Linked DNA regions of Homo sapiens: region 2 is linked to region 1. Evidence: chromatin loops called from intact Hi-C (ENCODE). Cell type or tissue: heart left ventricle. All regions are shown on one strand. Each heading gives the region's core, and the rest is flanking DNA. Links, peaks and the distances in the headings are about the cores only.

Region 1 (5,386 bases), core at 93-5,092:
TGGTCAAATCCCTTGACCTTGCTCACAGGGCCTTTTATATGTGTGCTCACACCAAAGAGAGAAGGAAACCTTTATTTCACACCCTCTCATAGTCTCCTGTGCAGGAAGACACACCATTCTTGACTAAAGGGGACCTCCCCCAAGGTATCACTGAAAATACCCACACACTTTTTGTGGGCTCAATGAGCTGGACTAATATTATGGTTGCCAGCATCGTCCACCAGCTCTTGTCTCCCAAGGAACCTGAGAATTATAAAAGAATTTATGCCAGAAGAGTAAAATGCTGTGGCTTTGTGTGTTACTAAGCCCTTTCATGGAAATGAGTTTATTGGATTGGCCAGCCAGCCTGGTAAGGAGGGAAGGGAAGAGGCAAGGAGAGATTTAGGAATGTTGATCTTTGGGAAAACAAAATGAGGATCAGAGTAAGTAAGGGACAAGAGTCACTGGGGAAAAGAGGGTTACCAAATACGTGGAGAAAAACATAATGAAAAGGGAAAATACTGGAGTAAAATGCAAAATCAAGGATTGACACAGATAAGGTTTCAATCTTCTGCTGCCTCCTACTAATTGTGTGATTTGGGCAAGTGGCATTAATGCTCTAAGCCACAGTTTTCTCATCTGTGATGTGGGGATTATAACTGGAGCTACTTCAAAGAGATATTGCAAGAATTAAATCAAACCTTGTGGTTAAATGTCTGGTCTAGTACCCAGAACATGGAGATTAGTAAATACTAAAGACTTCCTTCCCCCAGACTCCTTTCATCTCCCCCAGCTATGACATGGGAAGGAGGAAGAAAATCAGATGCTTAAAAAGACAAAACGATAAAGGCAATTGGTTATTTTGTATTTCTCTCTTCTAAGAGTGTTGAAATTTTAATATCTTGTTTTGTTCAAGCATCACTGTCCCATGTCCTCCTTGAGGTTCAGAAGGTAAAATGGCCCTCTCAAGTCCTTGTGGGGCTGTCATGCATCCTGAAGCCCCTGCCCTGGCTTCACAGAGTGCTCCCTGGATGTCCACCCCAGAGCTACTCAGTCTCACCTCCTAGAGTTAAGGAGGACAAACATTGTCTCCTCACTTTGCCAACAGGTTCTTAGAAGCTCAGAATATGAACCTGTAAGTCTACTGCTCCTTACAATTAGCCCCAAGCATTTGGAAAGGGGAGGAAGATGAGAGGATCCAAACTTTTATGATTCAGAAGCCTAAGTAAGTGATAAGTGCAAAAGTCCTAAAAGAATGTTTTCTGTCTCTGTCAATGGAACAGATTTTGTAGAGTTCTGAAAAGGACCTTGGGCTACCCAAAGTCCAAATTAAACAGAGTAAAACAAAATAAAACAGAAAGAAACAGAGAAGTTCTGTGACTTGACCAAGGTCATATAACAAGTGAGAGTAGCATCACTGACCTTTTTAAGTCAACAAGTCTATGCTCTTCTCAAATGACAAAACTAGTCTGGCCAACATGCAGAACACAATGTTCCTTTCTGAACAATTTGTACTTGGAAAATGAGACCATCTTTAGAAATTCTCACTGCTCTCCTGAGACCAAACACTGCAACACTGATTTGAAAATGCTTACATTTTAGAAACAACTGCAAAATAGAATCATTCATTATGCCCCTCAGCAGCAAAGACTATCCCTGCCTTGCCACACTTGCAATTGATATTTTATTTGTGAGAAGGCATTCTTTCTCCCATTGCCAGCCAATGTTATTTGTAGCCTAATAAATTATTCACAAAATAACCCCACTTATTTGTCTTTCAGATATTTCTTTCCTAGGAGACTCAATATATTTAGTGATAGCAACACAAGTATGCCCAATAAGACAGGGCAATTTGCAACCTAATAGAAAAAGGTATGTTAACAATACAATATGGTTTCTGTATGAAGAACAAAAGAATTTCCTCTGAACATACTGGCACTGAGACATGCGAGGGAGAGCAGCAAGACACAGCTACTCATGTGGTTGACAAGAGCAATTTCCCAGCAAAAGCTGAGGGCACAGGTCACAACCCATGACCAGGAATGGTGAAAGACAAGCCATAACTGGCAATAAGAACATGTCCTGCTTCCCCAATCCAATCTGTCTGCCAGATAATCAGCCATTCTATAATTTGTTGTATTTCTTATGGAAAATAAAAAGAAACAGATCAAAAAATAATAACTTGAACTATTGGGCAAAAGGAAAAATCAAGCAAATGCTAATGCAGACCCATGTAAATGGGTCTGCTCCCTACTTTCAAGAAAAAATTAACATCACATGTCTTTCATTTTCCCTAAATAAATCTGTCTTGAGTCCCCCTTGCCAAATTAGTAGAATGGCTGGTACCCTCCCCCTTGTTACCGTTTTGAAAACATTTAAAAGGCCTAGGAGTTTAGAGCTCCAAAAAAAAAAAAAAGAGAGTTGGGCTGATTCTGACATCCACATCTGGAAAAGACAGACCCTGGTGTCTGATCTGCCCACAGCTACCCCTGCTCTCCCTGCCACATGGTGGTGGTCCTCCATCATCACCCAGGCTTGCGGCCCATCCAAGTCCCTACAGAGTCCACTCCAGATCTCCATGGAAAAGTGATCTTATTCCCTCAAGAGTACCTTTGATCCACAATTCTTTGGTTCCCAGAATCATAGCCCTGAATGCTCAGCTTTTTCCTGGGCAGCCATCCCTTCAAAGATAACACCCACTTCCCAGCCCCATCATAGCAGGTCGAGTTTCAGCCCATGGTGGACACAGAGCCACTGACTGTTCCTTCCCTGGGATCCACGACTTCTTTTTTCCCTAATATCTGGAAGCTTTCCTCATTAATCCCTGAAACAAAATGAACCTTACTACACACTTTTGGTGCTCAAGAGGGCTACCCCTCCACCATCTAGGAGTGCTACCTAACTGCCTCTAGAGGATCCATGAGCTTCAAAACACAAGCAGTCTGATTTTACATTTTTGCCAGCCACCTCCTTGGGGTATACCCTGATGATTTGTGTTGGGAAGTGGGAAGGAAACTCACTCCCTCCTTCTTCAGAGAAGAGCCAACATAAGCATGCCAAAGATGATTTAATCTCCTTTGAATGAGCAAGATGAATCTTTGTCACTTATTTTGCTAAAGTAGAAAATTTGAAAATCCAAGTTCAATCAAAAGTGGAACATTCTGCTCTGAATTAGTTAGACTAAGAGCTAGAACACCTCCACACACATAAACAAGCAATCACTTAGAATGATATTTGCAAATATTGTGTGACCCTGCAAATAGTTACTCTCTCCAATGTGCATTATTACTACTTGCTTTCTGAATTTTGTGGAAATTGAGTGTTTTGTGTAAATCAGTAGGAAAGACAGAATTTAAAACTTAACTTGCATATTGAAATGTGCTAGGTAAGAGACAGAAATACCATTTGACCCAGAAATCCCATTACTGGGTAGGCATGCAAGCATATGTTCATTGCAGCACTATCCACAATATCAAAGACATGGAATCAACCCAAATGCCCGTCAATGATAGAATGGATAAAGAAAACATGGTACATATGCACAATGGAATACTATGCATCCATGAAAAGGAATAAGATTTTGTTCTTTGCAGGGTCATGGATGGAGCTGGAAGCTGTTATCCTCAGCAAACGAAGGCAGGAACAGAAAACCAAACACCACATGTTCTCACTTATAAGTAGGAGCTGAACGATGAGAACACATGGACACAGGGAGGGGAACAGCATACCCTGGGGCCTGTTGGGGAGAGGGATTGGGGGAAGGAGAGCATCAGGATAAATAGCTAATGGATACTGGGCTTAATACCAAGGTGATGGGTTGATCTCTGCAGCAAACCACCTTGGCACACGTTTACCTATGCAACAAACCTGTACACCCTGCACATGTACCACAGAATTTAAAATAAAAATTGAAGATAAAAAAAAGAAATGTGTTAGGTATCCAGTAGATTACTTCTTGTCCTTTTGTATACATCTATGCCACTTGTTTAAGGCTTCAAAACAACCTTATAAGATATATACTATTAAATTTATTATATATGACACAACTAAGGTTCAAAGAGGTTAAAAACTGAACAGCAGTCAGTAAATTATGAAGCCAGAATTTGAGTTCTCAGCTGCTTTTCCACTTCCTATTCTGATATTTCTTACAAAAGAGAAGACAAGAAATAGCTTAGTTTCCTAGCTTCCAAAAATAGGAGGTCCATACTGAGTTAGAAGAAAAAAAACCAAATAATCATTGTTTTTCTTAAGACTGCTTTGGAATAATTTGATTTATGCATGTTTTTGTGACCCCTCCAGAATCCCTAGAGAAAACACAGGGCCTGTCTGCTTTACTAGAGTATGATACTGAAAGTCTGAGGCTGGTTAGAGAGCAGCTTGTGTAGGACAAAGGACATTGCATTAGCAAACCCAACTTTGGTTGATAATCACAGAAGCAAGTAGTATGAAACACCACCAGGGGATGGAGAAACACCTGGACAAAGAATTGATTTATTGAGGGGAAGATAAGATTAGAAGAATTCAAAGCCCTTGTAAGAATACTCTCACTGCAGAGAGCTTGATGATATGGTTGTGTGAGCTAGAAACAGAAGGCAGTCCTGGTACCAGAGGGAGTGTCTCTCCTGTAAAATAAACAATGCTCCACTGTCTAGGATTCTATTTTTCCCCCTCTGCCTTTTCCTATCCCAGCATCCCAAGTCAGCTGCTGGAATTATAGAAAAATAGAGGGCAATAGTAGAAAGTCCTAAAGGCATTGTGCAGAGTACTGGCTTCCTTTGCTTTTCAAATTCGGCCTCACATCTCATTTGATTCCATGTGCTACCCCGACCTTGCAAAAGGGGAAACGAAAATACATTGAAGCTGAGTGACTGGTCCATGTTACTGGGAATTAATAGGTTTTAGCAGAACTCAGCTCCCCTAAGACTCAGCTCTGTATTTCTGTTGGACAAATGAAGATAGGAGAGAATAAAGAGGATACTACCTTCTTCAAAGCATTGTTTTGTTTTACCCTCTCACCCTTGCTCTCTGTTCCTCCATGCATCACACAAACACACGCACACACAATTATACACATTTTATTAGATAATGGTTCCAAGAAGAAAAATAAGAGCTGCTGGATATGGATCAAGGCAGGGAATGTCTTGCATCAAGAATATGGTGAACATTCATGATGGAATGGATTGGTTCACTGAGGTCTGTTTGCATTCTGGAAGAACCCTGGTTCTTTAAAAAAAAAAAAAAAAATTTAGGCCAAGGGACAGAAAAGGGGAAATTTGGCCTGCTAACACCTAGACCAATTTTTTAATGAGGAAAAGGTAACGGGAAACTTTCTCAAATTAGTCTATGAGAAGAGCATAGAGTCTTTGTTATTATCTCTCTTGTATTGTCTTTTTATAATAAGAGAATA
Region 2 (5,386 bases), core at 164-5,163, 61 kb before region 1:
GAGAAACATTTCTCAAAAGGATATTCAAAGTACTATCATTATAAGAAGGGGGAATGTTTTAAGAATTTCCATACTGTTTTCCATAGACAGTATACCATTTTAGAATCGCACCAACAATGCACAAGCGTTCCTATCTCTCCATATCCTTGCCAACACATTATTTTCTAGATTTGTTTGTTGGTTGGTTTGTCTATAATGACCATCCCAATAGATATGAGGTAAGATACCTCACTGTGGTTTTGATGACTAGTAATATTGAACATCTTTTCATATACCTATTAGCAATTTGTGTGTCTTTTGTGGAGACATGTCTACTCAAATTCTTTGCCCATTTTTTAATTGGGTTATTTGGTTATTTTGCTATTGAGTTGTAGTAGTTTATATTTTCGGGTATTAGTGCCTTATCATGTATAGGGTATATTGCAAATATTTTTCAGAGGTTACCTTTTCATCCTGTTGATTGTTTTCTTTGCTGCACAGAAAGAAGCTTTTTAGTTTGATGTAGGACTACCACATGATCCAGCAACCTCACTTCTGAACATTTATCTGAAAGGATTGAAAACAAAATGTGGAAGAGATATTTACACTCCATGTTCATTTCAGCATTAGTCACAGTATTCAAGAGCTGGAAACAACCTAAATGTCTATTGACAGATGAATAGATTAAGAAAATGCTGTATATACATATAATGGAATATTATTAAGCCTTAAAAAAAGAAAATCTTGTCATATACTTCAACATAGATGAGCCGCAGGACATTATGCTAAGTGAAATAATTCAGTCACAGAAGGACAAATACTGCTTGATTCCACCTACATGAGAAATTTAAAAGAGTCAAAACTCATAGAAACAGAAAGTAGGATGGTAGTTGCCAGGGGCTAGAGGGAGGGGGAAATGGGCAGTTGCTGTTCAATGGGTATAATGTTTTAGTCATTACAGATGAAAACGTTCTGGAGATCTGCTGGACACACTGTACATATAGTTAACAGTGCTGTACTGTACACTTCAAAATTTGTTAAGAGGGTAGATCTCATGTTATGTGTGTGTATGTGTTTTACCACAGTAAAAAAAGAAAGGGAAATGGATTCTGGATAGCAAACAACAGGTGTATACAACAATTGTTAATACTATTGCCTATAATACCAAATCTTGCTCTACCCAAGTTTTGTTTTCTTAGATTTTCTAACTGATTAGATTATATTTATGTATAACGATATACTATGACCAAAAGCCCCCAAAACAAACTTAATGGTAATCGTTACACTATCACAATATTCCTTACCTTGACCCATTTGACCAGACAAGATGGAAAGATTTTTTGTTTGTTTGTTTCTTGTTTTTTAGAATCTAGCTTGCCAATCTTAGCATTGCTAAGGCTTCAGCATCCAAAGTGGTGTTTTAAAGATTTGGTATTTGAGTGTTGATTTCTACAGTATTACTGGGTTTAACATGTCCTTTCTTCCTACAATGACCTGTCACCAATCTAACCAAAAGCTCCCTCCTGTCTACTTCTATCCCCATTCTTCTATCCCAAGCCCCAGAAAACAAAGTAGCTGAAATGTAAAATTTCTTTTCCCACTCGTATGTTCTACATTTTACAATTTTGGGGCTCTCTTGCAGTTAGGTTGTGAATGTGACTAAATTCTAGTCTCTGGAACATAGGTAGAAATAAGATATGCCACTTCTGGGCTTGGCCTTTAAAGTATCCATGTGATTGTAAACACCTTCTTTGTCCCATCCATGAAACAGGCATTGGAACATGCCCAGTGATAGAGACATACAGTGGAAGAAACCCAGATACCTGAGTCACTGCCTGAAGAAAGCTGCCTAGAGAAGCCATCCAGCCTGACACAGATGATGACATAAGCAAGAAACAGTTTTTTATTGTAGAAAGCCACATAAATTTAGGTGATTGTTACTGCAGCATTGTTCTGCAGCATTGTTTATCCAATTCTGACTGATAGAGAAAAGAAGCCCAAGTAATGCTACATACTGTTGTTACATATTTTCCCCAAGGAGCAGTCTAGGATCCTATGTTTTTTTAAGTCCACACAGCTTTACCAGGACCTAGTTACTAGACCCAAAGGGTGTAGGAAGAGCCCCAGGCTCACTGAAGTTCCCCACAAAACTTCTATGGCAGCCAATTTAGAAAAGGATCATCGATGTTGCTCTGAATATTATAAGCATTGCTTTAACCCAGGAGACACACAGCATTATCTGATACGATTTGACATTTATTTCATGGTTATTAAGCCTAAGACAGAAACTTTTCTTGACATAGAGAAAATCTTAAGCCACATAGATTATTTGTCCACATTACTAAAGTTAGAAACTTTTAAGAAAGTACAAGGCTAGCCGTATGATATCCAGATGTTTACAATTTAGCCTATGTGAATCTTCAACGGCATTTTAGTCCCAAGGTGATATACCCTAGTTATTTCTTAGTGGGAGCTTTTTATTTCTTTGTTACTTTAGAATACCTCTCCTTCTAACATTAGATTTAAAATGGATGTATCATTAATTGCTTGCCTTGGACACTTTATCCAATGCATGCAAAAATGCAGTTCTTTTAAGTACGGTCATCAAATAGTGTAAAAGAAAACCACAAGCCATAATGGACAGATCATCATCTCTAGGTGATACATACAGTATATGATTCTTGCCCCTCAAACTACCCAGGCTGTTTTCAGAAAAATATGGCAATAGAGGCTGCTTCCCTGCCAGGTCCTAGTAGGAAGCTGTCTGTTTCACAAAGAGTATCTGTGCAACAAGCCTACAGATCATCTGTCCAACTGATTATTCTGAAGTTTCCCAGTGTTGACATATTTTGAGCCTGACATTAACACCTTCAAAAATAAATGGCCAATTTGGAAGGATCTTGGTGATAACCAGCTGTAAATAACAATAATTCCTCAAGTTGCTTTTAATGGAAACTCTCAGGCATTTTTCTAGAAGTTTGACTTTGTTTTTTTCTCCAAATAATGTGTTTTCTCACTTCTGCATGTTCTATTTCTGACCAGTACCTGACGTGTAACACTGTTTAGAAGTCTGCTCTGACAAAAGCACACTGCTGTGACTGGATATAGATAATATCTACTCCTGGGTTGCAAGGTGACCTTTCAAATTATTTAACTTCCAGGTTTCACTATTCCCAGCCAAACAATGGTAATCATGCCTACCAACAGCTTAAAGTGAAGGCATCATTGGCTTTATGCCATATATAAGCAGATTCCAATTTTAACTCTGCCATCTGCTGGCTGTGTGACCTTGAGCAAGATTCTTAACCTCTCTGAATCTCAAGTTTTGCAGTGTTACTGTGAAGTGTTAAGAGTTAAGCGGGTGGTCTATAAGGTCTCTAACTCAGTGTCTGATACATTGTAAATAATAAATATTCATTCCTTATAAAGCAGTTGAAACTCACTGGCCTAGGAGTACTGCTACAAAACCGTGAAGGAGGGTTACTGAGATTTCTCAGCAGGTTGCTTTTATCCAAAATATTCATAAAGGGAGCTGGGGTTACCTATGGCCATGTCTGCTCTACCCTAGAAAGGGAGAAGCAGGGTATACAAAAATCATTATTATCCCTGGTTTTACAACTTCTAAGGTTATTTCCAGGGATCAGACTTGCTGTGCATAAAAATTGCTGTTTGTGTCTGTCAGGTGGATGGGGCACTGTGCTGAGACAGAAGGATGCATCAGCCCCTGCTTTCAAAGAGCCTGGAAAGAGAAAGCAAAGCTTTCAACACACAAGTTGCCCAATAGCAACACAATAAAGCCATTATCAGTCATGTAAACCTCATCGGTCCAGGAAGCACATGTTCCCTCCAAGCTCAATAACTTATGGGTCTGCTCAATCAACACTGCTAAATTTTCTTGGCCTCACTGCCTCCAAAATGAAATCCTTCCAGCTGTGACTCTTTAGAATTGCAGGTTAATTCCTTACACTTAGCAGAATCATTAGGAAGGCAAGCTTGAATGGGGAAAAATGAGCTAATATGAAAAGTATAAGATGCAACCTAAGAGGTATTTGAATTGATGCTATCCCCTGTTTTTATCCTGGACCAGTCTCAGTTGTGAGTACACTCAAAGCACGGAGGGGGTCTGTGGATTGTGTTTTCTGCCCCCATCACATCCTATAGCTACCCTCAAAGTCCATATCCTCCATTAAACAACTCTAGATCCTACAAATGAATGTCATCTCTGCCTTCTGTGAATTAATTTTTAAGTCAAACATATTTTTCTTTAGATATAAGAGGTAAGGTATAGTGAACAAGAGCAAGGACCTAGAAACCCAACCATCCTGAGTTCAAGTTATGCCTTTACCCTTAACTTGCTGTATGACTCAAGCTTACAGAGCCTTAATTATAGCATTTTCAAAAGTAAGAGATGATGTTACACGATAGAGTTATTATAAGCATTAAATAAAATCATGCATTTAAAAGACTTAGCAGATGCCCATAGTGTGCAAAATATCATGGTGGTTGTTATCATGTTGTTATTATCATTATTATTCTCTCTCCTACTTTAGCATAAACTCACAGAGGATAGGGACAAGGCTTCATATTGCATTGCTTCCTTTGGAGGGTTTGGCTCAAAACTACCCAGAAAGTGTTGAACAAATTTAAATTGAAGTTATAGCCATTTGCTTTAGTCATGATGCTTTCCATTGTAACTGATAGAGACCACAATCAAACTAGCTTAGGCAAATGTGTAAGCCTGCAGTACAATACTGAGTATGTCTTATATAATTGAAGGAAATCTGAACAACCACAACTTGATAAAGGCAGAAATGCACCTGGCTTCTGAAACAGCTGGAGCCAAGGACTTGACTGTGGCAAGGCTAACCTCTGACCCACATTTCTGTCCACTTTAGTTTCTGCCACCAAAAACAGGCTTCCTTCAAGTGAGAGGAAAACTGGCTGCCAAGGGAACCTGATTTTATGAATAGTTTCCATCTCTAGAGAAGAACTGACTCTTCCTCTCTTCCTTTCACAAAAATCCCAGGGGAAGCATTCCTATTGGCTGAACTCTGGCTATGTGCCTGCTTCTAGAGAAATTACTTGAGGTCAGAGTATGACAGCATCACGGAAGACCAGGGTGGATCCTGAGTAACCATATGGTTGGATCTGGGGAAGAGGCAGTTCCTAAGAGAGGAAAATGCTGTTCCTAGAGGCAGAAAGGGTACAGGACAGAAAATACGACATGATGTGCACTAAACTATGGGCATAGGGTGCCACACTGTTCCCCAAACAAAGTTAATTTGAATATACTCTAATTATTTTCATGTCTGCACACATACAGTATTTGGAGGAGTAGAGTGGCATTAAAGCTTCAGGACTAGTATAGCTCCATAAATATGAAGGAACACAATATTAATAGTTTAAA

Evidence for each region. A loop is a pair of places that touch in the nucleus more often than their neighbours do. Peaks named below come from ENCODE experiments on the same cell type or tissue, not always from the same donor. Only the 100,000 strongest peaks of a DNase experiment are listed, where the experiment ranks them.
Region 2: a loop joins it to region 1, with 2.9 times the contacts of the local background. A loop is called at or near these places in 5 of 110 quality-filtered maps.

The regions. Positions count from the first base shown.
Region 1 is chr9:75,429,159-75,434,544 of GRCh38, reverse strand. No RefSeq gene overlaps it. Among named protein-coding and RNA genes, the nearest start is that of OSTF1, 340 kb to the right of the region's middle. In heart left ventricle, for the core only: no CTCF peak of the experiment used is centred there; no DNase peak of the experiment used is centred there; H3K27ac peaks cover 3,173 bases.
Region 2 is chr9:75,490,141-75,495,526 of GRCh38, reverse strand. No RefSeq gene overlaps it. Among named protein-coding and RNA genes, the nearest start is that of PCSK5, 400 kb to the left of the region's middle. In heart left ventricle, for the core only: no CTCF peak of the experiment used is centred there; no DNase peak of the experiment used is centred there.